2 separate regions of the Homo sapiens genome follow, and region 1 is linked to region 2. Evidence: chromatin loops called from intact Hi-C (ENCODE). Cell type or tissue: ascending aorta. All regions are shown on one strand. Each heading gives the region's core, and the rest is flanking DNA. Links, peaks and the distances in the headings are about the cores only. Region 1 has its middle 9.5 kb from the start of NWD1. Region 2 overlaps HAUS8 (HAUS augmin like complex subunit 8).

Region 1 (16,811 bases), core at 1,584-6,583, 340 kb after region 2:
AATCCCAGCACTTTGGGAGGCCAAGGCAGGCAGATCACGAGGTCAGGAGATCAAGACCATCCTGGCTAACATGGTGAAACCCTGTCTCTACATAAAAAACAAAAAACAAAAAACAAAAAATTAGCTGGGCGTGGTGGTTTGCACCTGTAGTCCCAGCTACTCAGGAAGCTGAGGCAGGAGAATGGCATGAACCTGGGAGGTGGAGCTTGCAGTGAGCCGAGATTGCGCCACTGCACTCCAGCCTGGGCGACAGAGCAAGCCTCCATCTCAAAGAAAAAGTAATAATAATAGTGTTACTATATTTTCAGGGATAGAAGTTTCAGATACTTGGTCAGGCGCGGTGGCTCATGCCTGTAATCCCAGCACTTTGGGAGGCCGAGGTGGGCAAATCACCTGAGGTCAGGAATTTGAGACCAGCTTGGCCAATATGGTGAGACCCCATCTCTACTAAAAACAAAAATTAGCCAGGCATGGTGGCAGGTGCCTGTAATCCCAGCTACTTGGGAGGCTGAGGCAGGAGGATCACTTAAACCTGGGAGGCAGAGGTTGCAGTGAGCAGAGATTACGCCATTGCACTCCAGCCTGGACGACAGAGCCACACTACACTCCATCTCACAAAAAAAAAAAAAAAAGAAGTTTCAGGTGCTGCCAGGCACAGTGGCATGCTCCTGTAGTCCCAGCTACTGGGGAAGCCAAGGTGGGAGGATCACTCAAGGCCAGGAGTTCAAGACCAGCCTGGGCAACATAGTGAGACCCTCATCTCTACAACAACAACAATAACAAAAAATTAGCTGGGCGTGGTGGTGTGTGCCTGTAGTCCCAACTACTCGGGAGGTTGAGGTGGGAGGATTACTTGAGCCCAGAAAGTCAAGGCTGCAGTGAGATATGATTGCCTCACTGCACTCTAGCCTGGGCAACAGAGCAAAACCCTGTCTCTTTAAAACAAAAAAAGAAAAAGAAAAGAAAAGAAGTTTTAGGGGCTGAAATTTTAGGAAACATACTGTCTCCAATACTCCAAGCAATCTGGGGGCTTCAATTTACTATCCCAGTTCATTGATGATGAAAACAGGCTTCCAGACCAACGTGATGAAACCCTGTCTCTACTAAAAATACAAAAATTAGCTGGGCGTGGTGGTGAGCACCTGTAATCCCAGCTACTCGAGAGGCTGAGGCAGGAGAATCGCATGAACCCGGAAGGCGGAGGTTGCAGTGAGCCGAGATCACGCCATTGCACTCCAGCCTGGGTGACAAAGTGAGACTGCGTTTAAAAAAAAAAAGAAGAAGAAAGAAAATAGGCTTCAAAGAAGTTAAACAATTTCCCAAGTTTCCTTGGCAAGGAAGTGAGCTAACAGCCAAATTCGGATATGATTCCAAAACTCCACAGTTATTGGCTAAACTGGAATCTACAGATATTAAAAAATTATTGGCAAAGTTTTTGCAGTGTGACAATGGTATTGCGGTGAGGTTTTTGTTTTTATTTTTGTTTTTGTTTTCGAGACAGTTTTGCTCTTGTCATCCAGGCTGGAGTGCAATGGCATGATCTTGGCTTACTGCAACCTCCGCCTCCCACGTTCAAGCAATTCTCCTGTCTCACCCTCCCGAGTAGCTGGGATTAGAGGCACCTGCCACCACACCTGGCTAATATTTTGTATTTTTAGTAGAGACGGGGTTTCACCATGTTGTCCAGGCTGGTCTGGAACTCCTGACCTCAGGTGATGCACCCGCCTCGGCCTCCCAAAGTGCTGGGATTACAGGCATGAGCCACCATGCCCAGACTGGTTAGGCTTTTAAAGAGTCTGGGCCAGGTGCAGTGCCTCATGCCTGTTATCCCAGCAGTTTGGGAGGCCAAGGCAGGAGGATCACTTAAGCTCAGGAGTTCAAGACCAGACTGGCCAACATATTGAGACTCCATTTTTACAAAAAATTAAAAAATTAACTAGACATGGTGCATGTGCCAGTGGTCCCTGCTACTCTGAGGTGGAAGGATCACTTGAACCTGGGAAGTTGAGGCTGCAATGAGTCGTGATCACGCCACTGTGCTCCAGCTTGGGCAACAGAGTGAGACCCTGTCTCAAAAAAAAAAAAAAAAGAGTGTGTATGTTTTAGAGACATATAACAAAATATTTATGGAATGATAAGATAGCTGAGATTTGCTTCAAAATAATACCTGACAGGAAGGCAAATGGGATGGGGGCGGGGTTGGCGAGGTTGAGTAGGGGGTGATGGTGGTTAGGGTGGGCTGCGGTTCATTATACTATTCTGCCTACTTTAGTGAGTGTTTTAAATTCCCTATCAGAATATGCTTCAATTTTGTACTCTTAAAAAATAGTGGCTGGGGCCGGGCACACTCCCAGCACTTTGGGAGGCCCAGGCGGGATGATCACTTGAGGCCCAGAGTTTGAGACCAGCCTGGCCAACATGGTGAAATCCCATCTCTACTAAAAATACAAAAAAAAAAAAAAATTAGCCAGGCGTGGTGGTGCATGCCTGTAATCCCAGCTACTTGGGAGGCAGAAGCAGGAGAATTGCTCGAACCCAGGAGGCGGAAGTTGCAGTGAGCTGAGATCACACCACTGCACTCCAGCCTGGGGGACAGAGCAAGACTGTCTCAAAAAAAAAAAAAAATAGTGGCTGGGAATGTTGGCTGACGCCTGTAATCCCAGCATTTTGGGAGGCTGAGGCAGGTGGATTGCTTGAGCCCAGGAGTTCGAGACCAGCCTGGACAATATAGTGAGATCCCATATCTACAAAAAATAAAAATTCACCAGACTTGGTGGTGCATGCCTGTAGTCCCAGCTACTGGGCAGGCTGAGGTGGGAGGATCACTTGAGCCCAAGAGGTTGAGGCTGCAGTGAGCTATGACTGCACCACTGCACTCCAGCCTGGGTGACAGAGCAAGACCCTGTTTTAAAAAAAAAAAAAAAAATCGTGATTATCCTTATGCATTGAGTAACCACGAGCCCAGGGCTAGGGGATTTCTGTGTAGTCAACCTTAGAACCAACACAGGGGTTAGGAGTGCCAAGCTCACCCCTACAGTCAAAAATCTGCATGTAACTTTTGACTGCATGTAACACCTACTATTGACCAAAAGCCTTATTGATGACATAAATGGTCGATGAACACTGATTTTCTACATTCTATGTATTATATACTGTATTCTTGCAATAAGTAAGCTAGAGAAAAGCAAATGTCACTAAAAAAATTCTGGTGTTTTGTTTTTGTTTTGTTTTTTGTTTGTTTGTTTCATTATTTGAGATGGAGTCTCACTCTGTTGCCCAGGCTGGAGTGCAGTGGCATGACCTCAACTCACTGCAACCTCTGCCTCCTGGGTTCAAGCGATTCTCCTGCCTCAGCCTCTGAGTAGCTGGGATTACAGGCGCCCACCACCACGCCTGGCTAATTTTTGTATTTTTAGTAGAGGCAGGGTTTTGCCATGTTGGCTAGGCTGGTCTTGAACTCCTGGCCTCAGGTGATCCACCCGTCTTGGCCTCTAAAGTGCTGGGATTACAGGAGTGAGCCACTGTGCCCGTCCAAACTTCAAAGGAAGAGAAAACATATTTACTATGGATGAAGTGGAAGTGGATCATCACAAAAGTGTTCATCCTTGTCGTCTTCACCTTGAGCAGGCTAAGGAGAAGGAGAAGGAGGAAGAACAGAAGGAGGGCTTGGTCTTGCTGTCTCAGGGGTGGCAGGGGTGGAAAAAAATCCACGCCTGAGTACATCCGTACAGTTCAAACTCGTGTTGTTCAAGGGTCAACTGCACTTCCTTCGTCATCCCTGCGTGGCTAACATTATAATACCCACTTTGCAGAAGAGGAATCTAAGCTGGAAGATGTTAACAAACCCAATTAAACTGACTAAGGAGTCCTGGCTGAGCATGAGTGGGGAAGCAGCGCCCCCTCGAGGCCATCACGCGAATGACCAGAAGCAGCTTGAACCCAGGGCAGAGTCAGAGGAGAGGCTGCGGAGAGGCGCTGGACAGGGAGCAACATTGGGGGAGAGCGGTAAAAAGAGAAAAAAGCAACAAAGATAAAGAATATTTTTTCCAATTTTTTTATTGTGTCCAAATAATACATAATATTTAAATACTTTTTTTTTTTTTTTTGAGACGGAGTTTGGCTCTTGTTGCCCAGGCTGGAGTGCAATGGCGCAATCTGGGCTCACTGCAAACTCCGCCTCCCGGGTTCAAGCGATGCTCCTGCGTCAGCTTCCCGAGTAGCTGGTATTATGGGCACCCGCCACCACACCTGGCTAATTTTGTTTTTTTTTGTTGTTGTTTGTTTGTTTTTTGTTTTTTTTTATAGTAGAGACGGGGTTTCACCATGTTGCTCAGGCTGGTCTCGAACTCCTGACTTGAAGTGATCCACCCGCCTCAGCCTCCCAAAGTGCTGGGATTACAGGCATGATCCACCACACTCGGCCTTAAATACATTTTTTTAAATTATTACTATTTTTAGAGACAGGGTCTCACTCTGTCACCCAGGCTGGAGTGCAGTAGCATAGCCTTGTTCACTGCAACCTTGAACTCTTGGGCTCAAGCAACCTTCCCACCTCAGCCTCCAGAGTAGTTAGGACTGCAGGTGCACGCCACCTGCCTGGCTAATTTTTTTATTTTTTTTATTTTTATTTTTTTTTTTCGTAGAGATGGGGATCTCGATATGTTGTCCAGGCTGGTCTTGAACTCCTGGCCTTAAGCGATCTTCCTACCCCGGCCTCCCAAAGTGCTGGGACTACAGGCGTGAGCCACTGCACCTAGTGATTATTTTAAAAAATTAAAATTACTGGGCCGGGCACGGTGGCTCACGCCTGTAATCCCAGCACTTTGGGAGGCCAAGGCGGGGAGATCATGAGGCCAGCAGATTGAGACCATCCTGGCTAACAAGGCGAAACCCCATCTGTACTAAAAATACAAAAAAAAAAAAAAATTAGCCAGGTGTGGTGGCAGGCACCTGTAGTTCCAGCTACTCAGGAGGCTGAGGCAGGAGAATGACGTGAACCTGGAAGGCAGAGCTTGCAGTGAGCCAAGATCATGTCACTGGACTCCAGCCTGGGCGACAGAGCGAGACTGCGTCTCAAAGAAAAAAAAATTAAAATTAATGCAGAAACTACACAATGAATAAAATATCAAGATTTATTTATTTATTTTAATTTTTTTGACACAGGCTCTCCTTCTGTCACCCATGCTTGACTGCAGCAGCGTGAACACAGCTCACTGCTTCCTGGGGTCAAGTGATCCTCCTGCCTCAGCCTCCATACTAGCTGGCACTACAGGTGCACACCACCACACCTGACTAATTTTTAAATTTTTTGAGGAGGTGGGATCTCACTATGTTGTCCACGCTGGTCTGGAACTCCTGGCCTGAAGGGATCCTCCCACCTCAGCTTCCCAAAGTTCTGGGATTACGGGCATGAGCCACTCAGTCTGGTCTATTTGTTAATTTACTTATTTAGAGACCAGGTCTCCCTCCATCACCAGGCTGCAGTTTAATGGCACAATTACAGTTCACTGCAGCCTCGAACTTCTTGGCTCAAGTGATCCTCCTACCTCAGCCTCTCAAGTAGCCAGGATAGGCACGAGCCACTACACTCAGCCCTAAGACAGGTATTTTTTTATACTTAATTTATTATTGTGGCTTTTTGCAACATGGCAAAACATTACAGCTTAAAGCAGACATCATCTCCTTATAGAGGAGGAAAAAGTTTTGCAGTCAAATCAAATTGTAATTAAGAGGTCATTGCTATACCATTCTATTCAGTTTAATAAAAATGATATTATAACTTCATGAACTCCAGAGATAATAGGTTACTTAATAACATAGGCAAAAAACCAGAGGATACACTGGTTGAATAATAAAGGACATGGTAAGGAATATAGGTCCATCTATGCCTATGATAATAAACATAAAAGACTGCAGAACAATTTAAGAACTTAGAATAATCACAGATCTATTCATAAAAGTTCAAAATGTGCCTGATTACCGAAAAGGAATTATTAAGGTATGCAGTGAAGGGAATGGAGCAGGGCTGGGCGCGGTGGCTCATGCCTGAAATCCCAGCACTTTGGGAGGCAGAGGTGGGTGGATCACCTGAGGTCAGGAGTTCGAGAACAGCCTGACCAACACGGTGAAACCCTGTCTCTACTAAAACTACAAAAATTAGCCGGGTGTATTGGCATGCACCTGTAATCTCAGCTACTCAGGAGGCTGAGGCACGAGAATCGCTTGAGCCTGGGAGGCAGAGGTTTCAGTGAGTCGAGATCACACCACTGCACTCCAGCCTGGGTGACAGACCGAGACTCCAGCTTAAAAAAAAAAAAAAAAAAAGGAAATGAAAATGAAGCGGAATAAAATATAAAATGTCTTTTTATTTCTCTCTGATTTCAACTTCCTTTTTATCTGTATGTTGTATAGGGAGAAGATGTGCCTCAGTATTGAAGATCCAATGCTCCAGTGGAAGAAGATTGTCATCAGAAAATATCAGGTACAGGCCGGGTGTGGTGGCTCACGCTTGTAATCCCAGCACTTTGGGAGGCTGAGGCGAGTGGATCATGAGGTCAGGAGTTCAAGACCAGCCTGGCCAACATAGTGAAACCCCGTCTCTACTAAAAATACAAAAAATTAGCTGGGCGCAGTGGCGGGCGCCTATAATCCTAGCTACTCAGGAGGCTGAGACAGGAGAATTGCTTGAACCTGGGAGGTGGAGGTTGCAGCGAGCCGAGATCGTGCCACTGCACACCTGCCTGGGCGACAGTGCAAGACTCTGTCTCAAAAAAAAAAAAAAGAAAAGAAAAAAGAAAGAAAGAAAACATTGGGAACAAATACAACAGGAGGTCTCACTTTTGCACAGTGAGCCATATTCTTCTTGGGATCACAGACTACATGAGACCCTCAATAAAAGCTTTGGACCTCCTCCTACCAAATAACACGTGCACACAATTTTGCCTACACTCTTACAGGATGCACGGAACCTCTAATTCCGGTCCTTGGATTTTCTAGCAGCCAATGATGCCCAAGCTAAGAGGCCTCAAGTCAGCCAAATACTCTGAGATTCAACCATGTAAGAAACTAAGTATCAGCTGGGCGCGGTGGCTCACGTCTGTAATCCCAGCACTTTGAGAGGCTGCAGCAGGCAGATCACCTGAGGTCAGGAGTTCGAGACCAGCCTGGCCAACATGATGAAACCCTGTCTCTACTAAAAATACAAAAAACTAGCCGGGTGCAGTGGCTCACGCCTGTAATCCCAGCACTTTGGTAGGCCAAGGTAGGCGGATCACGAGGTCGAGAGATTGAGACCATCCTGGCCAACATGGTGAAACCCTGTCTCTACTAAAAATACAAAACTTAGCTGGGCGTGGTGGTGCACACCTGTAGTCCCAGCTACTCAGGAGGCTGAGACAGGGGAATTGCTTGAATCTGTGAGGCAGAGGTTGCAGTGAGCCAAGATTTGCCTGTAATCACAGATACTTGGGAGGCTGAGGCAGGAGAATCACTTGAAACCTGGAGGCAGAGGTTGCAGTGAGCCAAGATCACGCCACTGCACTCCAGCCTGGGCAACAGAACAAGACTCTGTCTCAAAAAAAGGAAAGGAAGGGAAGAGAAGGGGAGGGGAAGGGAGGGGAGGGGAGGGAAAGGGAGAAAGAGAAGGAAGGAAGGAAAAAGAAAAATAGAGAAAGAAAGAGAGAGAGAAAGAAAGAAAAAGAAAGAAAGAAAGAAGGAAAGAAAGAAAGAAAAAAGAAAGAAAGAAAGAAAAAGAAAGGAAGAAAGAAGGAAAGAAAGAAAAAAGAAAGAAAGAAAGAAAGAAAGAAAAGAGAATAACACCTAATTGGCTTCTCCTTGACTCTGGGCTGGACTTAGTGACTTGAATAAAGCAATGTGATGGTGTTTGACTCAGACCAGATCAGAAATGGTACTAGGTCTTCTTTGCTTTCTTGGATTGCTTGCTCTGGGGAAGTTAGGTGTCATGTCATGATAAAATTCAAGCAGCTTGTGCAAAAGCCCATGTGGTAAGGAACTGAGACCTCCAGCCAAACGCCAGCTAAGGGTGACGTTTTGGAAGTGGATCCTCCAGCCCCAGTCAAGTCTTCAGATAGTTGCAGCCCTGGCTGACATTTTTTTTTTTTTTTTTTTTTTTGAGACAGTTTCTCTGTATCATCCAGGCTGGAGTGCAATGGTGCAATCTCGGCTCACTGCAATCTCCGCCTCCCAGGTTCAAGTGATTCCCCTGCCTTGGCCTCCCAAGTACCTGGGATTACAGATGCACACCACCACACCCGGCTAATTTATATATTTTTAGTAGAGATGAGGTTTCACCATGTTGGCCAGGCTAGTCTTGAACTCCTAACTTCAGGTGACCCGCCTGCCTTAGCCTCCCAAAGTGCTGGGATTACAGGCATGAGCCACTGCGCCTGGCTCTGGCTGACATCTGATGGTAACCTCAGGAGAGATCCCGAGCCTAAACCACCCAGCTAAGCTCCTGAATTTCTCTCACACGAAAACCATGAGATAATAAATATTTGTTAAGTGGCTAAGTTTTGGTGAACACCTGTTACACAGCAATAGATAACTTGTAAATGGCTGAGGTGTGATTTGGACTCAGGTAGTCTGGTTCCAGAACCCAACATCCCAGCATCAATCATAATATCAAAAATTAGAAATTTTGGGGCTTGGCGTGGTGGCTCACGCCTGTGAGCGGGGAAGCAGGCAGGAGGATCATCTAAGGCCAGGAGTTCGAGACCAGCCTGGCCAACATGGTGAAACCCCGTCTCTACTAAAAAAATACAAAAAATTAGCTGGGTGTGGTGGCACGTGCCTGTAATCCCAGCTACTCAGGAGGTTGAGGCAGGAGAATTGCTTGAACCTGGGAGGCAGAGGTTGCAGTGAGCCGAGATCACGCCACTGCACTCCAGCCTGGGCAACAAGAGTGAAACTCCATCTCAAAAAACAAAAGAAAGAAAGAAAGAAAGTTTGTAAATGTTACTGGGCACAGTAGCTCACACCTGTAATCCCAGCACTTTGGGAGGCCAAGGTGGGTGGATCACCTGAGGTCAGGAGTTCCAGACCAGCCTGGCCAACGTGGTGCAACCCCATCGCTACTAAAAATACAAAAAATTTAGCCAGGCGTGGTGGTGGACACCTGTGATCCCAGCTACTTAGAACGCTGAGGCAGGAGAATCCCTTAAGCCTGGGAGGTGGAGGTTGCAGTGAACTGAGATCACACCACTGCACTTCCGCCTGGGTGACAGAGCTAGACTCCATCTAAAAAAGAAAAGAAAAGAAATTTTGTAAATTTCTGAAATGTAAATTTCAGAAATTTAGTAATAATATAAATAAATGACATCAATAGGAGATTGGATAAATAAATTATGCCCCATCAATGGAATTACCTGCAGGCATTGAAATAAATGAATTAGATCTTCAGAGCATTGCCACAAAAAAATGTTTATGTCCCATCAATATAAGAGCAAAGTGCCAAAGGAAGCGTGTTGTCCAAACAAACGAACTCTTTCCCCAACGCCCAGCTAATTGTTGTATTTTCAGTAGAGACAGGGTTTCACCATGTTGGTCAGGTTGGTCTCAAACTCCTGATCTCAAGTGATCCGCCTGCCTCGGCCTCCAAAAGTGCTGGGATTACAGGCATGAGCCACCGAGCCTGGCCTCTGTATATGTGTTTATATGTGCATAACAAAAAGGACTGTTCATAGTTTACTTTTGGAGGGTTGTGGGTGAGAGGAGGGCCCACCCTAAACCAATATAACCTTATCTTAATTACATCTTTGCATCTGCAAAGATCCTATTTCCTTTTTTTTTTTTTTTTTTTGAGACGGAGTTTTGCTCTTGTTGCCCAGGCTGGAGTGCAATGGTGCGATCTTGGCTCACTGCAACCTCCGCCTCCCGGGTTCAAGCGATTCTCCTGCCTCAGCCTCCCAAGGAGCTGGGATTACAGGCATGCGCTACCACACCCGGCTACTGTTGTATTTTTAGTAGAGACAGGGTTTCTCCCTGTTGGTCATGCTGGTCTTGAACCTCCAACCTCAGATTATCCGCCCGCCTCGGCCTCCCAAAGTGCTGAGATTATACCACCCTGCCTGGCCCTTTTTTTTTTTTTTTTTTTGAGACATGGTCTTGCTCTCTCAAAATTCCACATTTTCATTGGATTTAGGGCCCATCTAGACAATCTATAATGATCTCATCTCAAATTCCTTAATTTAGTTAAATCTGCAAAGATCCTATCTCTAAATAAGGGCACATTCACAGTGCAGCGGCGTGATCATGGCTCACTGCACCCTTGACGTCCTGGGCTCAAGCAATCCTCCTGCCGCAGCCTCCTGAGTAGTTGGGACTACAGGTATGTGCCACCACACTCGGCTAATTTTTGTATTTTTTAAAATAGAGATGGGGTCTTGGCTGGGCAGGGTGGTTTACGCCTGTAATCCTAGCACTTTGGGAGGCCGAGGTGGGCGGATCACCTGAGATCAGGAGTTTGAGACCAACCTGGCCAACAGGGTAAAACCCCTCCTCTATTAAAGATACAAAAATTAGCCAGGTGGTAGGGACCTATGCCTGTAATCCCAGCTACTCAGGAGGCTGAGGCAGGAGAATCACTTGAACCCGGGAGGTGGAGTGGAACCCAAGATAGTGCCACTGCACTCCAGCCTGGGTGACAGAGTGAGACTCTGTATCAAAAAACAAAAAAAAGAATCGGCCGGGTGCGGTGGCTCACGCCTGTAATCCCCGCACTTTGGGAGGCCGAGGCGGGTGGATCACGAGGTCAGGAGATCGAGACCATCCTGGCTAACACAGTGAAACCCCGTCTCTACTAAAAATACAAAAAATTAGCCGGGCGTGGTAGCGGGCGCCTATAGTCCCAGCTACTCAGGAGGCTGAGCCAGGAGAATGGCGTGAACCTGGGAGGTGGAGCTTGCAGTGAGCCGAGATCGTGCCACTGCACTCCAGCCTGGGCGACAGAGCGAGACTTCATCTCAAAAAAAAAAAAGAATCTTGCCCTAGATCCTTCAGAGGTACCACTGTGGTACTAATAAGGAAAAATTTCCAAAATAGATAGTGAAAAGAAGAAAGAAAGAAAAGAAAAAAGGCCGGGCACAATGGCTCACACCTGTAATCCCAGGACTTTTGGAGGCTGAGGCAGAAGGACTGCTTGAACCCAGGAGTTCAAGGCTGCAGTAAACTGTGATCACACCACTGCATTCCAGTCTATCACACACACAAAAAAAAAAAAAAAGAAGCAGAAGAAAAAGAAAGGCAGGCACAGTGGCTCATGCCTGTAATCACAGCACTTTGGGAGGCTGAGGCGGGGGGATCACAAGGGCAGGAGTTCAAGACCAGCCTGGCCAATATGGTGAAACCCGCCTCTATTAAAAATGCAAAAATTAGCCAGGCATGGTGGCGGGTGCCTGTAGTCCCAACTCGGGAAGCTGAGGCAGGAGAAATTGCTTGAATCTGGGAGGCGGAGCTTGCAGTGGGCCAAGATCCCGATACTGCACTTCAGCCTGGGCGACAGAACGAGACTCCGTCTCAAAAACAAAAAAAGAAGAAGGAGGAGAAGGAGAAGAAGAAGAAAAAGAAAGAAAAAACAAGATGCAAAAGAGGTGCATGGTTACATATGAAAATAGTTTCTTTTTTTTTTTTTTTTTTTTTTTGAGACAGGGTCTCATTCTGTCACCCATGCTGGAGTGCGGTGACGTGATCACAGCTCAGTTCCAGGCTGGTTTCTAATTCCTAGGGTCAACCAATCCTCCCGCCTTGGCCTCCCAAAGTGTTGGGATTACAGGCATGAGCTCCCACACCTACCTCGTTTTTACCTTGCAGCCTTGATCTCCTGGGCTCAAGTGATCCTCCTGCCTCAGCCTCCCAAAGTGCTGGGATTACAGGCATGAGCCACCATGCCCGCCCAACTGGAAAGAATATTTCTAAAAGGATATTTGAGTAAGGGGAAAAAGGGATGTCTGCGGAGGGGTACTGGGGGCCAACTTGCCTTGCACTCCTCCCGCCTTCATAGCTCTGAATTTTTTCCCACATGAATGTATTATAGGGACCTATTTTTTTTTTTTTTTGAGATGGGGGTCTCACTCTGTTACCCAGGCTGGATGGAGTACAGTGGCACAATCTTGGCTCACTGTAACCTCCTCTTCCTGGGTTCAAGCGATCCTTCCACCTCAGCCTCCCGAGCAGCTGGGATTACAGATGCCTACCACCACGCCTGGCTAATTTTTGTATTTTTACTAGAGAGGGGGTTTCGCCATGTTGGCCAGGCTGGTCTCAAACTCCTGACCTCAAGTGACCTGCCTGCCTCAGCCTCCCAAAGTGCTGGGATTACAGGCGTGAGCCACTGCGACTTGCCTGTGACCTCATTTTTATTTTTAGGTGTTGATTAGGAATTTTCTAGGGAGGCGCTGTCTGACAGAACTTTCTGTAATGATGGGAATATTCCCTATGGGAGCTGTCCAGCAGCCGCCAGCCACGTGTGGTGACCAAGTACTTGAAAGGATGCTAATTCCACCAAGAAGGAGGGCTTTCCATTTTATGTAATTGTCATTCGTGTTAATGTAAATGGGCACATGTGGCTGGCCACTACCTATCAAATTGTTCACAGACACCGTGTAACACTGCAGAAAATATCCTAGGATAACACATCAGGTGAAAATAGACAGGTTCAGGCCGGGCACGGTGGCTCATGCCTGTAATCCCAGCACTTTGGGAGGCCAAAGTGGAAGTATCACTTGAGCCCAGGAGGTCAAGACCAACATGGGCAATGTAGCAGAACCCTGTCTCTACCAAAAAACACAAAAATTAGCTGGGCGAGGTGGTGCGCGCCTGTAGTCCCAGCTACTTGGGAGGCTGAAGTGGGAGGATTACTTGAGCCCAGGAAGTCAAGGCTTCTGTGAGTTACAATCTCACTCATGCACTCCAGCCTAGGGGACAGAGTGAGACTCTCTCAAAAACAGCAAAAAACAAGAGAGAGTGTCCCAGAGAGCTGCTTTCTCTCATTCCGCCATGTGAGGACACAGACAGTAAGCACCATTTCTTTCTTCCTTTAAATTTCCATTTTTATTTTACTTATTTATTTATTTATTTTCGAGACGGAGTTTTGCTTTTGTCGCCCAGGCTGGAGTGCAATGCCATGATCTTGGCTTGCTGCAACCTCTGCCTCCCAGATTCAAGCGATAATCCTGCCTCAGCCTCCCTTCCCAGTAGCTGGGACTACAGGCGCCTGCCACCATGCCCAGCTAGTTTTTGTATTTTTAGTAGAGACGGGGTTTCACCATGTTGGCCAGGCTGGTCTCGAACTCCTGATCTCAGGTGATTCACCTGCCTCAGCCTCCCAGAGTGCTGGGATTACAGGCGTGAGCCACCACGCCCGGCCTCCATTTTTATTTTAGATTCAGGGGGTACATGTGCAGGTTTGTCATAAGAATATATTGCATGATGCTGAGGTTTAGGCTTCCATTGATCCCGTCACCCAGATAGTGAACACAGTACCCAATAGGAAGTTGTTTTTTGTTTTTGTTTTGTTTTGTTTTTGTTTTTGTGACAGAGTCTTACTCTGTCGCCCAGGTTGGAGTGTAGTGGGGCGATCTCGGCTCACTGCAACTTCCACCTCCCAGGTTCAAGCAATTCTCCTGCCTCAGCCTCCCAAGTAGCTGAATAACAGGTGCCTGCCACCATGCCTGGCTAAGTTTTGTATTTTTTTTAGTAGAGACGGGGTTTTGTCATGTTGGCCAGTGTGGTCTCGAACTCCTGACCTTGTGATCCACCCCCCCCCCCCCACTCCAAGCCTCCCAAAGTTCTGGGATTACAGGCGTGAGCCACTGTGCCCAGCCTGGCTTCAACATATCTTTTGGGGGGGACACAATTTGCCCCATAACAGGAGAGGGCATGTCTTTTTCATATTCTGACTAGCAATACGGGAGGTCCACATAAAATTCCCCTGCTGAGGATTCAGTCCTTGGTCATCTCTAGAAAACGTGATTGAATGATGGTTTGCTGCCTCCACAGCCAAGCTAGTGGCCTTTCTCGGGTAACACCATTTTTACTGGAAATGTCTGACAAACTGTGATTCAGATGTGGCTGCTTGGCAGACATTTTCTCAAAAATGAACAAAATGAGGCTGTCACTTCAAGGAAAACAATTTCAGGTTTTGTTGCCCACAATAAAATTCAAGCTTTTAAGGAGAAATCAGAATTTTGGAAAATGTGTAGCCACCACTGTGAGTTTGGCAGCTTCTTGACATTTAAAGACTTTTCTAAGCCTGTAACCCCAGCTACTTGGGAAGCTGAGGCGAGAAGATCACTTGAGGTCAGGAGTTTGAGACCAGCCTGGGCAACAAAGTGAAACCCTGTCTCTATAAAAAGTTTTTTAAAAAAATTATCCCGGCGTGCTGGCATGTGCGCCTACAGTCCCAGCTACCAAGGAGGCTGAGGTGGGAGGATCATTTGAGCCCAGGAGGTCAAGGCTGCAGTGAGCTATGATTGCACGGCTGCACACTTTTCTGATGAGATGAATAGTGATATTAATGAAGAGGACTTTTTTGATACAAAATAATGTAATGGGACAACATCTGCATCACTCATTGAACTAATATTTTCCAAATGATCAATGCATGTTATAGGCATGAATGAGTAGAACCATTCCCAGTGTAAGACAGACCAAAGACTTTTTTTTTTCTTTTGAAACAAGGTCTCACGTTGACACCAAAGCTGGAGTGCAGTGGCATAATCTCAGGTCACTGCAACCTCTGCCTCCCAGGCTCAAGAGACCCTCCCACCTCAGCCTCCCAAGTTAGCTGGGACCACAGACACACGCCAGCATGCCAGACTAATTTTTGTTCATATTTGTAAAGATGGGGTCTTGCTACATTGCCCAGGTTGGTCTCAAAAACTCCGGGGCTCAAGCAATCCACCCACCTTATCCTCCCTAAATGTTGGGATTATAGGCGTGAGCCACCATGCCTGGCCTCAGACCAATGTTGTTGTTGTTTTTGTTTTGTTTTGTTTTTGTTTGTTTTGAGACAGAGTCTCACTGTCTCACTCAGGCTGGAGTGCAGTGGCACGATCTCAGCTCACTGTGACCTCTGCCTCCCAGGTTCAAGCAATTCTTGTGCCTCTGCCTCTCGAGTAGCTGGGATTACAGGCACGTGCCACCATGCCTGGCTAATTTTTGTATTTTTAATAGAGATGGGGTTTCGCCATGTTGGCCAGGCTGGTCCGAACTCCTGGCCTCAAGTGATCCTCCTTCCTCTGCCTCACAAAGTGCTGGGATTACAGGCATGAGCTACCACACCCAGCCCCATGGTCAGTTTCTGTTGAGGAAACATGGACATTTGCGGGATGGTGAGATACTCATTTGTGCAGCTCAGAGTTTGATAAATTTCTCTTGGTTTTTGCCTAGTTAATTGCAATGTTCACTTCCTCTATGAATTCAGATATTTAGAGTTAGAAGGGATCTTCAGCATCATCCAGTCCAGGGGTTGGCCAACATTTTCTGCAAAGGGCCAGAGAGTGAATATTTTCAGCTGTGCAGGTAAGGTGGTCTGTTGAAATCACTCAACTCTGCTGTTGTAGCACAAGATCCACTATAGGTACCAGGCACAGTGGCTCAGGCCTGTAATCCCAGCACTTTGGGATGCCGAGGCGGGCAGATCACCTGAGGTCAGGAGTTTGAGACCAGCCTGGTCAACATGGTGAAACCCCGTCTCTACTAAAACTACAAAAATTAGCCGGGCGTGGTGGCAGGTGCCCGTAACCCCAGCTACTTGGGAGGCTGAGGCAAAAGAACCACTTGAACCTGGGAGGCGGAGGTTATAGTGAGCCTAGATCACACCACTGTACTCCAGCCTGGGCAACAAGAGCGAAACTCCGTCTCAAAAAAGAAAATAATAATAATAATAATAAATCTCTATAGGCGATAAGTAAACAAATGAGCATGGCTGCGTGCCAAGAAAATTTTATTTACAAACACAAGTAGGGGCCAGATTTGGCCCTTGGGCCATGGTTTACACACTCTTGACCTGCCTGGTTCAACATTTTTCTTTCTTTTTTTTTTTTTCAACTGAGGCAGAGTCTCGCTGTGTTGCCCAGGCTGAAGTGCAGTGGTGTGATCTCGGCTCACTGCAACCTCCGCCTCCTGGGTTCAAGCAATTCTCCTGCCTCAGCCTCCCGAGTAGCTGGGATTACAGGTGCCCACCACCACACCTGGCTAATTTTTGTACTTAGTAGAGATGAGGTTTTGCCATGTTGGCCAGGCTGGTCTTGAACTCCTGACCTCAAGTGATCTGCCCACCTAGGCCTCCCAAAGTGCTGGAATTACAGGACTTTGGGAGCCACCGGGCCGGCCTAGTTCAACATTTTCAATCAGCCAAGAAGGGTTCACCAAAGGTCACACGCAAGTTAGTTGCAAAACCAGAGCTCACACTCAGGCCTGCCAACATCTGTCTTTGTGCAGTCACTTTCACCTCTCAGCTGGCTTCAATGGCCTCAATTTCCTCCACTAATTGAGCTGGGAGTTTTCCTACATGCCTTCAGGCAGGCGCTAACAGGAAAGCACAGTGTAAACGCAGTCATAACCACCCACGTCTGTGGTCACCAGGGATGATGATCTAGGAACCAGGAGAGCAGGATAAGAACTTGCCTTTGCTAATGCCTGCTCTAGGTATTATTTGCTGATGCCTGCTCAGTGTCAAGGATAATGCTGAATTGTTCCATGCATGTATCTTACATATTCCTAAAGAGAATCAGAGAAGTGAAATGTGCAAGAAAAAGCATAGCTTTAGAATGAGATGGGCCTGGATTTCAATT
Region 2 (5,000 bases), core at 1-5,000:
TCAGGCTCTACTCAGATCCTCCCACCTCAGCTTCCTGAGTAGTAGCCTCCCTAGTGCTTCAGGCATCCACCACTGCACCTGGCTAATTTATTTTTGAAACGGAGTTTCACTCTTGTTGCCCAGGCTGGAGTGCAATGGTGCAATCCTGGCTCTCTGCAACCTCCACCTCCTGGGTTCAAGCGATTCTCCTGCCTCAGCCTCCCGAGTAGCTAGGATTACAGGCATGCACCACTATGCCCGGCTAATGTTGTATTTTTAGTAGAGACAGGGTTTCTCCATGTTGGTCAGGCTGGTCTTAAACTCCCGACCTCAGGTGATCTGCCCGCCTTGCCCTCCCAAAGTGCTGGGATTACAGGCATGAGCCACTGCTCCTGGCGCACCTGGCTAATTATTATATTTTTTTTTGTAGAGACGAGGTGTGGCTATGTTGCCCAGGCTGATCTAGAACTGCTGGGCTCAAGTGATCTCCTACCTTGGCCTCCCAAAGCACTGGGTTCCTGAATAGGTGTGAGCCCCCTGCCCGGCCGGGTTTCTGATTTTATGACTGCGGTCACCTCCACATCTGTAACTCTTAGAAAACACTCAGTCTCTGCTCAGTTCCTTAGGTAGTTCCTGGGAACGGCCTAGGGATCGTGTTGAGTTTTCCGGGGCTGCCATACCAAGCGGCCACAGAATGGGTGGTTTGCAACAACAGAAAGATATTCCCTCCCAGTTCTGGGAGTCTTGATTTCAGCCAGAAGTCTGAAATCAAGGCGTTGATGGGATTGGCTCCCTCCAGGGGCTGTCAGGTGAGCTCATCCTGTGTCTCCCCCACCTGCTGGTGGCTGCTGGTGGCCCTTGGCGTTCCTTGGCTCATGGCCGTGTCCCTCCATTCTCTGCCCGTCCTCACGTGGCCTCCTCCCTGGCTGTCTCGTTATTGAAATTTCCTGCATCAGGCTCAGCACGGTGGCTCATGTTTGTTATGCCAGCACTTTGGGAGGCTGAGGCGGGTGGATCACGAGGTCAGTAGTTCAATACCATCCTGGCCAAGACGGTGAAACCCTGTCTCTACTAAAAATACAAAAAAAATAGCCAGGTGTGGTGGCAGGTGCCGGTAATCCCAGCTACTCAGGATCCTGAGGCAGGAGAATCGCTTGAACCCGGAAAGTGGACGTTGCAGTGAGCCAATATTGTGCCACTGCACTCCAGCCTGGGTGACAGAGCAAGACTCTGTCTCAAAAAAAAAAAAAAAAGAAAAAAAGAAATTTCCCGCATCCGATGAGGACACAAGTCACTGGATTAGGCCCCACCCATCTTAACTCCCCCCCATCCACAAAACCCTGTTTCTGGTTAAGGTCATGTTCACTAGGAGTGGAGGATTGGAGTGAAACGTACGTATTGGGGAGGGCATAATTCGGTCCACAGCCGGAGGGAGAAGAGGCTGGCTGATACGGCACTTAAAAGGCTCCCAAAATGTGACTCTCATGTACGACTGGCCTTGATGTGATGTATGTCAGGGTAGAGAGGCGTGTTGTCCTAGTGCAGGTGACACAGGTCCCGCAGTTGCAGGCATCCTTCTGCTCAGTGGTGCAGGCAACAAGGACTGTTTTTCAGTTGCTCATGGTCTGGCTTGGAGGCCTCAGGCATTCTCCCTGGCACAGCACAGCCCTTTTCACATTTGCATTGGTTTCTGTTGAGGACACCAGAGTGACATTTCAGTTCTGGTCCAATGCCCTCCTGGATAGATGGATGTGCCTGTCCCACAATCTCAGAGCACGGGATGGATAAGGGACGAATGTCTTCCTTGGCTTCTGCTTCTTCCCTGTGCGCTCTCCACGGTTCCAGCGCGATAGCCGAGCATCATGACAGAAGTCTGTCGGCCGCTCCACTTGTGTGTGCCTTGCGTGGGGCACCTTGCCATCCATCGCCCACCATCCCTCTTCCCCTCCAGACGCCCTGCAGCATGAACTGGTGACCACTCAGCGCCTCCTGGGAGAACTTGATGTTGGTGATTCGGAAGAAAATGTGCAGGTGCTGGACTTACTGAGCGAACTCAAGGACGTGACGGCGAAAAAGGACCTTGAGCTCCGAAGGTACCTCGGAAAATGCTTTAAGAAAGAGGTGGCACCCTGTTTGCTCAGGGCTGTTGGTGGCTGCACTGTTGGGGTGGTGCCGAGTTCCTCTAGGAGTTCAGAGGAGGTTCAGTCCCCTGAGCGAGCTGCTCTTTTCCCAGACGCTGCATGATACAAGAATGGCCAGCAGGTGTCATTGTCATCTGTATTGTGGATAACAAAATCTCCATCCAAAAGCACCCGCCTTGCCTTCCCTTTCTTTTTTTTTTGAGACAGGTTCTCACTCTGTCGCCCAGGCTGGAGTGCAGTGGCAGATCTCAGCTCACTGCAACCTCAAATTGCTGGGCTCAAGTGATCCCACCTCAGCCTCTTCAGTAGCTGGGACTGCAGGTGTGCGCCACCATGCCCAGCTAATTTCCCTTTTCTAGCCTACTTCTCAGTCATTTTTGAGCTAATGGGGACTCTAGGTGAAGTGAGGATCAAATATGCTATAAGACGTGTCCTAGATTCACAGAGTATAAGACTCAAGCAGAGCAGGGGGAAGAGAGAACAAAAGAGCTCAGAAAAATCCATGGAAGGGCCAGGCGCAGTGGCTCACGCCTGTCATCCCAGCACTTTGGGAGGCCGAGGTGGGAGAATCACTTTAGGCCAAGAGTTCAAGACCAGCCTGGGCAACATGGTGAGACCTTGTTTCTATTTATTTATTTATTTATTTTGAGACAGAGTTGCTCAGGCTTAAGTGCAATGTCATGATTTTGGCTCACTGCAACCTCCACCTCCTGGGTTCAAGCAATTCTCCTGCCTCAGCCTCCGAACTAACTGGGATTACAGGTGCACACCACCACGCCCGGCTAATTTTGTATTTTTAGTAGAGACAGTGTTTCACCTTGTTGGTCAGGCTGGTCTTGAACTCCTGACCTCAAGTGATCTGCCCACCTCAGCCCCCCAAAGTGCTGGGATTACAAGCGTGAGCCACCATGCCGGGCCTCTCTATTTAAAAAACACAAAAATTAGCCAGGCACACTGGTGCATGCCTGTGGTCTCAGCTACTCAGGAAGCAGAGGTGGGAGAATCATCTGAGCCTGGGGAGGTCAAGGCTGTAATGAGCTGTGGTCGTGCCACTGCATTACAACCTGAGCAGTAGAGTGAGACCCTGTCTCAGGAAAAAAAAAAAAAAAAAAAAAATCTATGGAAGTTCTCAAGCAGCTGGAAGAGAAAGGGTGTCACCTATCATTCACATCCTCAGAGTAACCCAGCAGCACAGGCGCCCTCACATCAGCCCTGTTGGTGTTTTCAATGCCTTCCAGGGTAAGGTCCCAGGAGGATGTTTTTTGAACTTCTGATTGATAGAAATGGCCCAGATCTTAAAGGACTGTGCAGTGGCTTGCACAGAGCACATATCCTTGTGCGTCCAGACCCCCAAAACCCATCAAGATCTCCCCCCGCTTTTTTTTTTAACCTCCCCCAGGAGATTTCTAACCACGCGCTTTTCTCCACCTCTTCCAGTAGAGTATCTTTTCTCTTTTTTACAATGCTAAATCTTTTTCCTGAGTTGCTTAAAATATTGGAAAAGGACTTATGCAAAACAGCCAGCCACCCACTGTGGCATTTCTTTCTCCTGTGGGTGGCCATGGATCAATTCAGGAGACATCAAAGGGTTATAAAGCCACAGTCCCACTCCCAGGATAACTCATTCATCCATGAACGGCAGAATGTTCATGAACCCAGTTACCTCTTAAAGGCCCCACCTCTCGCTGCTGCCACATTGGGGATTATTATTATTATTGAGACAGGATTTCATTTCATTGCTTAGGCTGGAGTGCAGTGGCGCGATCTCGGTTCACTGCAACCTCTGCCTCCGAGGCTCAAGCGATCATCCCACCCCAGTCTCCCAAGTAGCTGGGACTACAGGCGTGCACCACTGCACCCAGCTAATTTTTTTTTTTTTGAGACGGAGTCTCACTTTGTCGCCCAGGTTGGAGTGCCAGTGGCGCGATCCTCGGCTCACTATAGACCCTGTCTCCTGGGTTCAAGCGATTCTCCTGCCTCAGCCTCCCCAGTAGCTGGGATTACAGGTGCGTTCCACCACGCCCGGCTAATTTTTGTATTTTTAATAGAGATGGGCTTTCACCATGTTGGCCAAGCTGGTCTTGAACTCCTGACCTCAGGCGATCTGCCCGCCTCAGCCTCCCAAAGTGCTGGAATTACAGGTGTGAGCCACAGCGCCCAGTATTTTTAAAAAAATTTTTGTATAGACGTGGTTTTGCCATGTTGCCCAGGCTGGTCTCGAACTCCTGGCCTCAAGCCATCTGTCTGCCTCGGCCTCCCAAAGTTCTGGGATTACAGCACTTCAATCCCACTTTACCTGGCCAGGGGATTAATTTTTAATGGGAGTTTTGGAGGGGACAGATACTCCCACCACAGCAGCAGCACAGCACTGAGCTCCATGAACATTTCTTGGATGAATCTTTCCTTTCATGTCTGGTGCTGTTCTTGGGGGGTTTCCCTGATTGAGTCTTTTCAGACGGATCTTATTTGCTGGCCCTTTCCCACTGAGCACGTAGGGCATGTGAAAATCCGCCTCCCCGTGTGGCAGCCCTCCGTTCACCACACACATGCGCTTCACCTCAGAGGGTGAAAGCCGTTATTCTTTCTCCCATCCTCAACAGGAGCTTTGCCCAGGTGCTGGAACTCTCCGCAGAGGCAAGCAAAGAGGCAGCCTTGGCAAACCAGGAAGTCTGGGAAGAGACCCAGGGCATGGCGCCCCCCAGCCGGTGGTATTTCAATCAAGACAGTGCCTGCAGAGAATCTGGGGGAGCACCCAAGAACACGCCCCTGTCTGAGGACGACAACCCGGGTGCCTCGTCAGCCCCCGCTCAGGCCACGTTCATCAGCCCAAGCGAAGATTTTTCTTCAAGCAGCCAGGCAGAAGTCCCGCCCTCTCTCTCT

What was found. Hi-C counts contacts between places; a loop is a spot of excess contacts. Peaks named below come from ENCODE experiments on the same cell type or tissue, not always from the same donor. Only the 100,000 strongest peaks of a DNase experiment are listed, where the experiment ranks them.
Region 1: it touches region 2 in a loop (6-fold over the local background); 27 of 110 quality-filtered maps call a loop at or near these places.

Annotation. Positions count from the first base shown.
Region 1 is chr19:16,701,991-16,718,801 of GRCh38, reverse strand. No RefSeq gene overlaps it. Among named protein-coding and RNA genes, the nearest start is that of NWD1, 9.5 kb to the left of the region's middle. In ascending aorta, for the core only: a CTCF peak has its summit at 3,907 (motif pointing left); a DNase peak (open chromatin) is centred at 3,890.
Region 2 is chr19:17,049,897-17,054,896 of GRCh38, reverse strand. HAUS8 (HAUS augmin like complex subunit 8) reads left to right here. Exons shown (of 11, transcript NM_033417.2): 10 at 1,931-2,072; 11 at 4,721-5,000. Among named protein-coding and RNA genes, the nearest start is that of HAUS8, 23 kb to the left of the region's middle. RefSeq lists an enhancer at 4,784-5,000. In ascending aorta, for the core only: a CTCF peak has its summit at 2,232 (motif pointing right); no DNase peak of the experiment used is centred there.